2 separate regions of the Homo sapiens genome follow, and region 1 is linked to region 2. A link is an interaction called in ENCODE POLR2A ChIA-PET data of the cell type or tissue named here. Cell type or tissue: A673. All regions are shown on one strand. Each heading gives the region's core, and the rest is flanking DNA. Links, peaks and the distances in the headings are about the cores only.

Region 1 (5,374 bases), core at 81-5,080, 94 kb after region 2:
GATGGGGGTTTCACCATGTTGGCCAGGCTGGTCTCGAACTCCTGACCTCAGGTGATCCACCCACCTTGGCCTCCCAAAGTGCTGGGATTTCAAGCATGAGCCACTGCACCCGGCCGCATTCTGTAATTTCTCCAGCCACTTTCTCTTGGGAAGTCCAGAGCACTTTATGGAAAAGATTCCATCCATATAAGCTTCCACCCAGGAACAGGTCAGGTCATTACACCACAGTGAGTGCAGGGCATTCAGTCTCAAGTTCTGAGCTGTTGCTCCATTCTCTAGGTGGCTTTCTGGGTCCACGCCATGCTGGCTTATCTAGTGAGGGTCAAGGTCCAGTCTAATACAGGTATGACTTACAGAAGAGCTGAGGCTCCAGAACACCTTCCCAAAGCAGTAACCCACCTGGACCAAAGTGAGGGCAGCCAAGGAGCAGTTTGAGAAAGAGAAAGAAGGGCGGAAAGTGGCTGACATCTTTCCTTTCTTCCCTGGGCCAGGTTGGGTTAAGGAAATGGGATCTGGATGCTCTTGCCGGAACTACACCTAAGCTTAGAAGCCCTTTCCCCTGCTAGTTAAACTACTCACTTGATGGTGTCTGAGCTGGCAAAAACTCGTAGAATGTTGCCTTTAAAGTCTTGCAGCCTAGTTGTTCCCTCCATTGAGGAGGCGTAAAACTGGTTGGTATTGAGAGGGTTAAACTTCAGCCCAGTGATGCTCCCTCCAGCTCCAATCTAACACGAGGAAGGAAAAAGCCAGTGAGTGATGATGGGCCTGGCCGTGAGGAACCAGGCCTGGGCACACATGCTGCGCCGTCACAGAAGCACCCCTCGAGCAGCGCTTGGGGCCAGGTCAGCTTAGACACTAGGACGCTCTCTACAGGGCCTTCACTTCTTTTTCTTTTCCTTTGAAATAGGGTCTTTCTCTGTCACTTAGGCTGAAGTGCAGTGGCACAAACACGGCTCACTGCAGCCTCAATCTCCTGGGCTCAAGCGATCCTCCCACCTCAGCCTCCCAAGTGCGTGCCACCATGCCCAGCTAATTTTTCTATTTTTTTTTTTTAAGATGGGGTTTTGTCACGTTGCCCAAGCTGGTCTTGAACTCCTAAGCTCAAGCGATCCCCCTGCCACGGCTTCCCAAAGTGCTAAGATTACAGGCATGAGCCGCTTTGTCTGGCCCCTTCATTTCTTTCTTTTTTTTATTTTTATTTTTATTTTTATGTTTTTGAGATGGAGTCCTGCTCTGTCACGACCTCGGCTCACTGCAACCTCTGCCTTCCAGGTTCAAGCGATTCTCCTGCCTCAGCCTCCCAAGCAGCTGGGATTACAGGTGCCCACCACCACGCATGGCTAAATTGTATATTTTTAGTAGAGACAGGGTTTCACCATGTTGGCCAGGCTGGTCTGGAACTCCTGCCCTCAGGTAATCCGCCACCCTTGGCCTCCCAAAGTGCTGGGATTACAGGCGTGAGCCACCGTGCCCCGCCTCCCTTCATTTCTTAAGGCTTTATTTTTACTTTTTTTTTTAATTAACATATAGCAAATTTGGGATATAAAGTTCTCTGAATTTTAACATATGTATAGACTTAAATAACCACCACCCAAATCAGGATGCAGAACATTTGCAACAGCCCAAAAACTCCATCGTGGTATCCCATTGTAATCACACCCTCCCCTCGCCCCCAGCCCCTGGCTGATCTGTTCTCCATCACTATTGTTTTGCCCTCATAGAATGTCCTATAGACCGAGCACAGTAATCCCAACACCTGGGGAGACTGAGGCGGGGGGATTGCTTGAGGCCAGGAGTTCAAGACCAGCCTAAGCAATATAGGGAGACCCCATCTCTACACACACAAAAAAAATTTAGACATGGTGGTAGGTGCATGTGGTTCTAGCTACTCAGAAGGCTGAGGTGGGAAGATGACGGAAGCCTGGAGGTCGAGGCTGCAGTGAGTTGCGATCGAATCACTGCACTCTAGCGTGGGTGACAGAGCAAGACCCTGTCTCTAAAAATAAAATAAAATAAAATTAAAAATAGAATGTCATGTAAATGAATTAGGCAGTATGCAACCTTTTGAGACTGTCTTGTTTCATTTCACTCATCATGCCTCTGAGATTCATCTGAGTTTGCTGTATCAAGAGCTCATCTCATTTTATTGCTGAGGTATTCCATTACATGGATGTGCCCTAATTTGTTATTCCCACAGTGCTCTCTTTAGAAGAGCTTCAGCTCAGAGCAGTGGCTGAGTTAGGAGGGCAGGAGTCAGATCTGTGCCCCTTCCTATTCTTCCAAACATTCATGAAAATGATGATGAAAATAATCATGAGAATATCAATGGCTTAACCTTATTAAGTGCTTACTATGTACTAGGCGCTGGTTTTTTGGGGGGATTTTCTTTGTGTGTTTTTTTTTTTTTTTTTTTTTTTTTGAGATGAAGGCTTGCTCTGTCGCCCAGGCTGAAGTGCGGTGGCACAACCTCAGCTCACTGCAGCCTCCACCTCCTGGATTCCAGTGATCCTCCTGCCTCAGCCTCCTGAGTAGCTGGGATTACATGCCCACACCATCACACCCAGCTAATTTTTGTATTTTTAGTAAAGACAGGTTTCACCATGTTGGTCAGGCTGGTCTCGAACTCCTGACCTCAGGTGATTGGCCTGCCTCGGCTTCCCAAAGTGCTGGGATTACAGGCGTGAGCCACTGCGCCCAGTCAGGCACTGTTTTAAGAACTTTACATCCCCAAGATGTAAAGTTCTCCACTTGTCCGCCTTTCTCCACCTTTTCCACTTCTTCTTTACGCTGCAGCTATCCCAGCCTCACAGACCTGTACAAGTTCTTCTATGCAACAACCACTTAGCTATCACAACATACTAACTGGCACATTCCCTTCCCTCTATAAAACATTCTAACCTCACGGTCATTCTAATGCTCATGGTCTGCCAAATGCTTGCTGGTAGTATGACAATCTTCGGCTCCCTCCAGTTGAGTTCTATGCTTACCAAACCAAGGGTTGGTTGTAGTTGTTCTCAAACCTGTTTATTCCAATTGTATCTTTTATTGCAATTAACACCAAATTTAATTAAGCATGTAAATTGATGAAATACATGCAAAAACAAAGGCCATTATTACTACTATAAAAGCCGTGTTGAAAGCTTTGGAAGAACTTGATAATGAGTTGCAAAAATAATAGCTATTGGCTGGGCACAGTAGCTCACATCTATAATCCCAGTATTTTGAGGGGCTGGGGCAGGAGAATCGCTTAAGGCCAGGAGTTCAAAACCTTGATGCAGTGGTGCAATCCTGGCTCAGCGTAGCCCCAACCTCCTGGGCTCAAGCAATCCTCCCGCCTCAGCCTCCCAAGTAGCTGGTGCTATAGGCTATAGGTGTGTGTCACCAATTTTTTTTTTTTTTTTTTTTTAGAGACAGGGTCTCACTATGTAACTCAGGCCAGTCTCAAATTCCTGGGCTCAAGCAATCCTTCCACCTCAACGTCCCAAAGTGCTGTTACAGGCATGACCCACTGGGTCCAGCCTCTATAAAAAATTATTAAAAATTAGCTGGGAGTGATGGTGCACACCTGTGCTCATAGCTATTCGAGAGGCTGAGGTGGGATGGTGACTTGAGCCCAGGAGTTCAAGGCTGTAGTTAGCTATGATCCTGCCACTGCATTCCAGCCTGGGTGGCAGAGCAAGACCCTGTCTCTATTAGGAAGAAGAAAAAAAAAAAAAAAAAGAAGAGCCATCAAATTAAGCATAGGGTGAGATACTTATAAAAGATTAAGGTAATAAAAATGTAAAAGGAATCTGCAATCAGATTGCTTCACAACTGTCTTACTTTGTATACTGAAAACCTTAAATTTGTATCAATGTCTTCAATTCAAAGTCAACACCACAGAGTTGATTCGAGTTTCTCTCTTTCCATGTTTATAATTCCCTTCTTTGACAGTGAAAAATGTGGTTCCCATTTTACTCAATATACTTACATATTTGATTAATCTCCTTGTATGTAACCAGTCTTCCACTATTGCTGCCACACACTCCCCAAATGCACGTCTTCCTTAGGATGCTTGGACTCTTTTACCCTCCCGAGGGCACAATCACCCTCTTCCCTCTCTCCACTCCCTCAACCATGCAGACACAACTTCCTTGCCCACATCAGGCGCCACGGCCGCCCCTCTCCATGCAAAAGCCCTGCTCACCCCACTTGACTCCGCCACCCCACTCTAGGCCTCCCTGTGGTTCAGCATCCTCAACCCCGCTTCAGACTTCACTATTCCATGCCCGGCCTCCTCTACTCTTCACCCCTGCCTACATGGATGCCCTTCTGATCTTGTTTGGGCCCAGTCTCTATGTACTGAGCTGCCACCTGCCACCTGTAATGACATTCACCTCAGCTTCAGGGGCCCCAGCATCTGGCACTTCCAGCACTGTAGCCTTCCCACTACGTAAACATCTATCTTGCTTGATCCTACCTAATGACTTTTGGTTTGAACTGTTCAGGAAGGGAAAAAGAAGATGAAGAAAGAGGAAGATAGATAGATAGATAGATAGATAGATAGATAGATAGATAGATATTTCTTTTTTTTTTTTTTTTTGAGATGGAGTCTCACTCTGTAGCCCAGGCTGGAGTGCAATGGTGCCATCTCAGGTCACTGCAACCTCCGCCTCCTGGGTTTAAACAATTCTCCAGCCTCAGCTTCCCAAGTACCTGGGATTACAGGCTCACGCCACCACGCTTAGCTAAGTTATGTATTTTTAGGAGAGATGGAGTTTCATCATGTTGGCCAGGCTGGTCTCGAACTCCTGACTTCAAGTGATCCGCCTGCCTCGGCCTCCCAACAGTCATGAGCCACCGGACCTGGCTGAGGAAGAGATATTGATCTTTCCTTCCTTTTTTTTTTTTTTTTTTGAGACAGAGTCCCATGCTGTTGCCCAGGCTGGAGTGCAGTGGCACAATCTTGGCTCACTGCAACCTCTGCCTCCTGGGTTCAAGCAATTCTCCTGCCTCAGCCTCCCGAGTAGCTGGGATTACAGGTACCTGCTACCATGCTTGGCGAATTTTTGTGTATTTTTAGTAGAGACAGGGTTTTGCCATGTTGGCCAGGCTGGTCTTGAACTCCTGACCTCAGGTGATCTGCCCACCTTGGCCACCCAAAGTGCTGAGATTACAGGAGTGAGCCACCGCACCCAGCCAGATATTGATCTTAAACCCTCCGTCTCCACAGACTAGAAAAAGAGGGAATAATTCCCAAGCTAAAGAGGGCAGCATAATTTTTTTTTTTTTTGAGACAGAGTTGTGCTCTGTCGCTCAGGCTGGACTGCAGTGGTGCACTCAGCTTACTACAACCTCTGCCTCCTGGGCTCAAGCAATTCACAGAAATCAGCAT
Region 2 (5,374 bases), core at 276-5,275:
TGGGGGCCAGAAAAGGCAGGAGGAGAATTGGCCGTACCTTCTTCTGACCCTGGGAGGTAGAATTTGGGGGAACCCAGGGTCAGCAGGGAATAAACTCATCAAAGGTAGAGCAAGAAGCCCCAGGCCATTCTCCCGAGTTGGAAGATTCCCCCAAGTATCTCTCTGACAGAAGAGAGAAGGGAACACACGGGGAGGAAAGTCCAGTGAGCCGGTGAGAAGGGGGAGGCAAGGTAGGAAGAAAGAGGGTAGGGGAGAAAGGAAGAGACGAGCTGGCAGTGTGAGGAGCTGGTTCGATGGGAGCTACCCACCCAGGGCAGGGCCCAAGGCAGAGACCTGGGGAGAGGCAGCACGAGCCGAGGTCACTTTACCTGCTGGAGAACGAAGGTTTTCATAGCAGCGATGAGGGGCACAAAAGAATGAAGCACAAACACAGCAGGAACTCAAAGCCCCAGGGTGAGAACCCACTACACCACTCCCTAGCGCTGGCTCCCAGCTTCCGGCTACAGCTGTCCCGCTAGACTCCTCTGTCCCTCAAGTGAGTCTGCCTGCGACGCCCGGTGCCCCTTTGTCTGGCACAGAGGCCAGGTGGAGACCAGAGCGGCGCCAGGGAGGCTGGCTAGCGCACTGGGCTGCTAGAGAGATTGCAGCAGGTGACATGGACATAGTGGAGCTTGGGGGTCGCCAGTCTGCTGTGTCCCAAACTTTCTGACCACTGGCTGGCCCAGCACGGGGAGGTGGTGCTACTTCACTGAGCTGCTTCAGGACCACCTCTAAACTCGAAACCCACCTGAGGCCCCATTTGCTCTTCTGCGATCCATTATCTATCTTTCCCTTCCACATCCCGGCTCTCATCTCAGGGGTCCCTTTTCTTCCTTGTCACTCCTGCTCCTCCTGACTTCTCTACAGAGGTTCTTCTTCTCCCTGCCCCTAGACCCTCCTCTGGAGCTCCGAGGTTTGAGTTACTGCCATGTGAGTCCAGACCTAAGAGCAAAATAGTGTAATTACCAAATTCCTCCAGGACAAAGACGCCTCGAACTGTATTGCACTTTTTAATGTGATTCAGCTCTATGAAAACCTGCAAGAGAGGGAGGGAGGCCGGGGTAAGGCCCACAGGCTCCACCCCTGCCCCACACAGCACACTCTCCCAGCTACAGCCCCACCCACACAAAGAAAGTCTATTTCCCAAAGAGAGGACAGAAGAATCCACACGCACACAACTCAAAAGCGCTAAGAAGCGAAGATAGCAGAAAGGGCATGTACCTTCCGCTCCTGGCCGGAGGAGAAAGCATGGGAGAGAAATGAAGGCGTTAGTTTGAATGGTCAAACCCAACCCGAAGGCCCTGCTGCTGGCCTGGGCTGCCCGCCCGTACCCTCTGCCCAGGGCAGTGCTTGTAAGACACAGTGCCCCAGGGGTCCCCACTCAGCCCATTAGGTCTCTACCCTTCCATGCATCCTCCTCCGGCGCAGAGGGCTGGCACGGGCGCAAAGCTCCCCTCAGACTGTCCTCAGGGTGGGAGGTGTTGGTATCCTCCTTGAAACAGGATCCAGGATCTCCCAAGAGGTATGTGGTGATAATAATATCAGCTACCACTTGCTGAGCACCTACTTGGGGTTTTACAAATACGATTTCTAATCTCTGCACCTACTACGTGACACAGTAAATAGTATTACCCCCATTTTCTACATGAGGAAACTATGGATCAGAAAGTTTCTTTGCCCATGAACGTGGAAGCTGGGCTTCAAATCCAAGCATGTCCTCACACCGAAGCCTGTGCTTTTCCCATTTACCCCAGACTGCACAGCTCCACCAGGAGGTCTGCTGCCTCCTCCACTCCAACTGAACACTGTGTGGCAGAATAGGGGGCAGGTCGCTATCTCATTACTAACTGTGAGGTGAGATTGAGAACCCGGGCTTTCCTCCCCTTCTCTGCAGTCTATCTTCTAGGGGCCAAGCCTTCAACCACAGACTGGCTTGGATGGCTGCCCAGTGGGGCTATGCCAAGGGCAGGACGAGGAACAGGGCAGAGCACCTGGGCGTTGCTCAGCAAGATCTCATCTTCAGAGGCCACGGCGCTAAAATGTGGTCAGAAGTCTGCTCCCCAAGAAGTACTGACACCTTTGTGGTCCAGAAAAGCACTTAGGTAGACCCCTCTCTGGGATGGTCCTAAGGTCTTTGGGGTTGGCTACTGCCCTAAGTCCTAAATTGAAAATATACTAAGGGGCTGCTGGCAGCCTGCGCAGCCATTTCCTGTTAAACCAAAGCTGCCCAGCTACGTTCCTGAAAGAGAGCTACAACGGCTAGCGGAGGGAGGGAGACAGCCACGTCAGTCAGGCATCCACCTCCCCTGAGGGTCTGCGGCCTGGCCAGGGTCTGTGGGGCTTCACACATTTGGGTCTGGCTCAGAGCCTCAGGGAGAGGAACCCGGACATCAGGGAAAGAGGAGGGAAGGCACTTGTGTGAGGAGTCAGAGCTGTGAACGGACCTGGGATGATGCGCTGGCCTCAGAAAGGAATTAGCTTAAGGAATGTCCACTGAGAGAAAAAGGTAACACTGTGTTAAAAGACCAAGAGAGAAAAAAAAAAGTCAGCTCCTATGGTGGAATTACAATGAGGGAAAGATGTATCCACAAGTGCTCCCCAATCAAAAGAAAGGGAATGGGGCCTGTGGAGCAGGGGACAGAGTGGGAACACTCAGAGGAAGGAAAAGAACAGGAAGAAGAATCCGCAGAAGAAAAAGGCAAATAAACACACTCCAGAGAGGACAGATACAAGCTACTTACACACAAGCACGCAGGCACGCACGCACGCACACGCAAGCTGCACGCACACCAGAAAGACACAAGGAGATCGGCCAGTCTAGACTCTCAAAGCAAAACCACCAAGCAGAAGCATATCCTGGGAATAGAGGAAGGCAGAGACACTGCAGGGGAAGGGCCAAGTGAGACGCTCCCACTCACACTGTGTGGAGTCCAACGGATGGGGCAGCGTGGCCACCTGGCCTCGCTCCTGCCCAGCCTCCCCCACGGGCTCCCTGGTGCACCTTCACAGCGCCAGGTGGTCGCCAACGTCACTGTGCCCTCCCCTGGGGTTTCTTTCCTGGGTCCAGCTGCTCCAGTTCTCCCTCTAGCTCCAGAGGGCCCTCTCTCATGCTTGCTGGGGAAGTACTGGGGGCTTGGACATTGGTCCTTCTTACAGATGGAACGACAGGGAGCCTCGTGCTGCCGCTCGCACCTACCTGATTGTGCATGAATTTGAGGTTGATCCCTTCCAGGGTCACCTGCAGCAGGCCACCCTCACCAGTCTTCAGGTCCTGCACAGGGAACTCGCCACCCAATTCAGGTCCTGTGGTGAGGGAGGGGGCTATCAGCTCACTGGTGAGGTGGGGAATCCCACCCCTGACTTCCCTGCCAGGCCCCTGACACTCAGAAGGACTGGTAGAAACAGGGAAGACACTCTCAGGAAAAACTCTCCTCACCGGGTTTGATGCTTTGCTGTCGGGCGGCAGCGCGCTCCATGCTGTCCTTCACACAGTAGTACAGCTCCCGACACTGTGGCACAGGGGGAGAGTGGTCCCATCATGAGGGCTGTCCAGGGTTCCCCACCCACTGCTCTATAATGGCCACTGAAGGCTGGAGGTTGAAGTGAGGGGTAAAATTTTAAGTAGTCCTCCTATTTTTCGGATGTCTTATTCATTGTTGAGGTTATGAATGATAGATCCGGAGCATATGAATAGTATGGCTTTAAAGAAGGCATGGGTACAGATGTGTAGGAATGCTAGATATGGTTGGTTAATACCGATTGTGACTACTATTAGGCCTAGTTGGCTTGACAGAGACAGCTTTAGGTACTCCACCCAACAGCTGGAGACAGAAGTGTGGCTCCAGATGTGTGTTTTGGAATTTTAACTTCCCAAAGAGAAATTCACTATTTGGTCTTCAATGCCTACTAGCCCCAACCCAAACACAGATCCTGCGTACCTTTTTAGTATAGAACTTGTTGAGCTGGGTCTCAGAGCCATTTCTACGCCACAAGCACAACACCTTCGTCTTGGGACAGTAGGTCATGTTGATGAGCTTCTCGTACCACCAGCGCTCATACACTGTTCCGATGTTACTACGCAACACCACACAGTCATCGCACACCTGGAGAAGTGCACAAAGCGGCTCAGTGGTTCCTGTCTCTGACAGCCTCTCCCTAGACTGTTTCCTACAGGGAAAGGTGGTCCTGGGGCATCCCCATGGTCAGGTTTTCTGCCTTACGCTCATGGTTTCCCTAGGTGAAGACACAAAACAGAACTACTGACATGCTGCCTGCTACAAGGATTGTTGGAAGAGATGGAGTCATTAGAAGGAACCGATGTATAAGGGAGGAGGCACAAATCAATCAGTTATTTATTACCTCTTTTTTTTTTTTTTGAGACAGGGTCTCACTTTGTACCCCAGGCTTGACTGCAGTGGCGCCATCTCAGCTCACTGCAGCCTCGACCAGCCAGGTTCTTCCTGCCTCAGCCCCCAAAGTAGCAGGGACTACAGGTGCACACCATCACATTGGCTATAATTTTTTTTTTTTTTTTTTGAGATGGAGTCCCACTCTGTTGCCCAGGCTGGAGTGCAGTGGTGCAATCTCGACTCACTGCAACCTCTGCCTTGTGGGTTAAAATGATTCTCCTGCCTCAGCCTCCCGAGTAGCTGAGATTACAGGCACACATCACCATGCTCAGCTAATTTTTGTATTTTTAGTAGAGACAGGGTTTCACCATGTTGGCCAGGCTGGTCTCGAACTCCTGACCTCAAGTGATACACCCGTCTTGGCCTCCCAAAGTGCTGGGATTACAGGCGTGAGCCACCGCGCCCGGCCCAGTTATTTATTACCTCTTATGTGCTCTACGGACTTAAAGTATTTGGAGGAGATCTCATGCCTCCATCTTACAAGCTCAGGAATCATCTTTGTTGACAAACACAAAGGTAGGAGATCATGACAGACTTAACCAAGGAGAAAAATGGAGCTGATGCACTTTCTAATCCTGGGTCTACCCTTTTTCTATAAAAATATTTTTAAAAATTAATTACACAAGTGACACATGAACAATGCTTATTACATAAAAATGATACAATACAGGATGATATAAATTAAAAAGCAAATATCTTTGACACCTTCTTGTTCAACATTCTCTTTCAGGTGAAGTTATCTGTTCTTCTTTTTGAGACGGATCTCGCTCTGTCGCCCAGGCTGGAGTGCAGTGGCGCAATCCCGTCTCACTGCAAGCTCCGCCTCCCAGGTTCACGCCATTCTCCTGCCTCAGCCTCTCGAGTAGCTGGGACTACAGGCACCCACCACCATGCCCGGCTAATTTTTTATATATTTTTTTAAGTAG

What was found. Peaks named below come from ENCODE experiments on the same cell type or tissue, not always from the same donor. Only the 100,000 strongest peaks of a DNase experiment are listed, where the experiment ranks them.
Region 1: POLR2A ChIA-PET joins it to region 2 with 12 read pairs; 7 of 35 experiments call an interaction of 5 or more read pairs at or near these places.

What each region holds. Positions count from the first base shown.
Region 1 is chr11:47,228,165-47,233,538 of GRCh38, reverse strand. It overlaps DDB2 (damage specific DNA binding protein 2), which reads right to left. Exons shown (of 10, transcript NM_000107.3): 4 at 580-725. Among named protein-coding and RNA genes, the nearest start is that of DDB2, 16 kb to the right of the region's middle. In A673, for the core only: no CTCF peak of the experiment used is centred there; no DNase peak of the experiment used is centred there.
Region 2 is chr11:47,322,439-47,327,812 of GRCh38, reverse strand. MADD (MAP kinase activating death domain) reads right to left here. Exons shown (of 37, transcript NM_001376571.1): 31 at 3,978-4,142; 32 at 3,476-3,548; 33 at 3,236-3,342; 34 at 1,261-1,269; 35 at 1,006-1,075. Among named protein-coding and RNA genes, the nearest start is that of MYBPC3, 28 kb to the left of the region's middle. In A673, for the core only: no CTCF peak of the experiment used is centred there; no DNase peak of the experiment used is centred there; H3K27ac peaks cover 281 bases.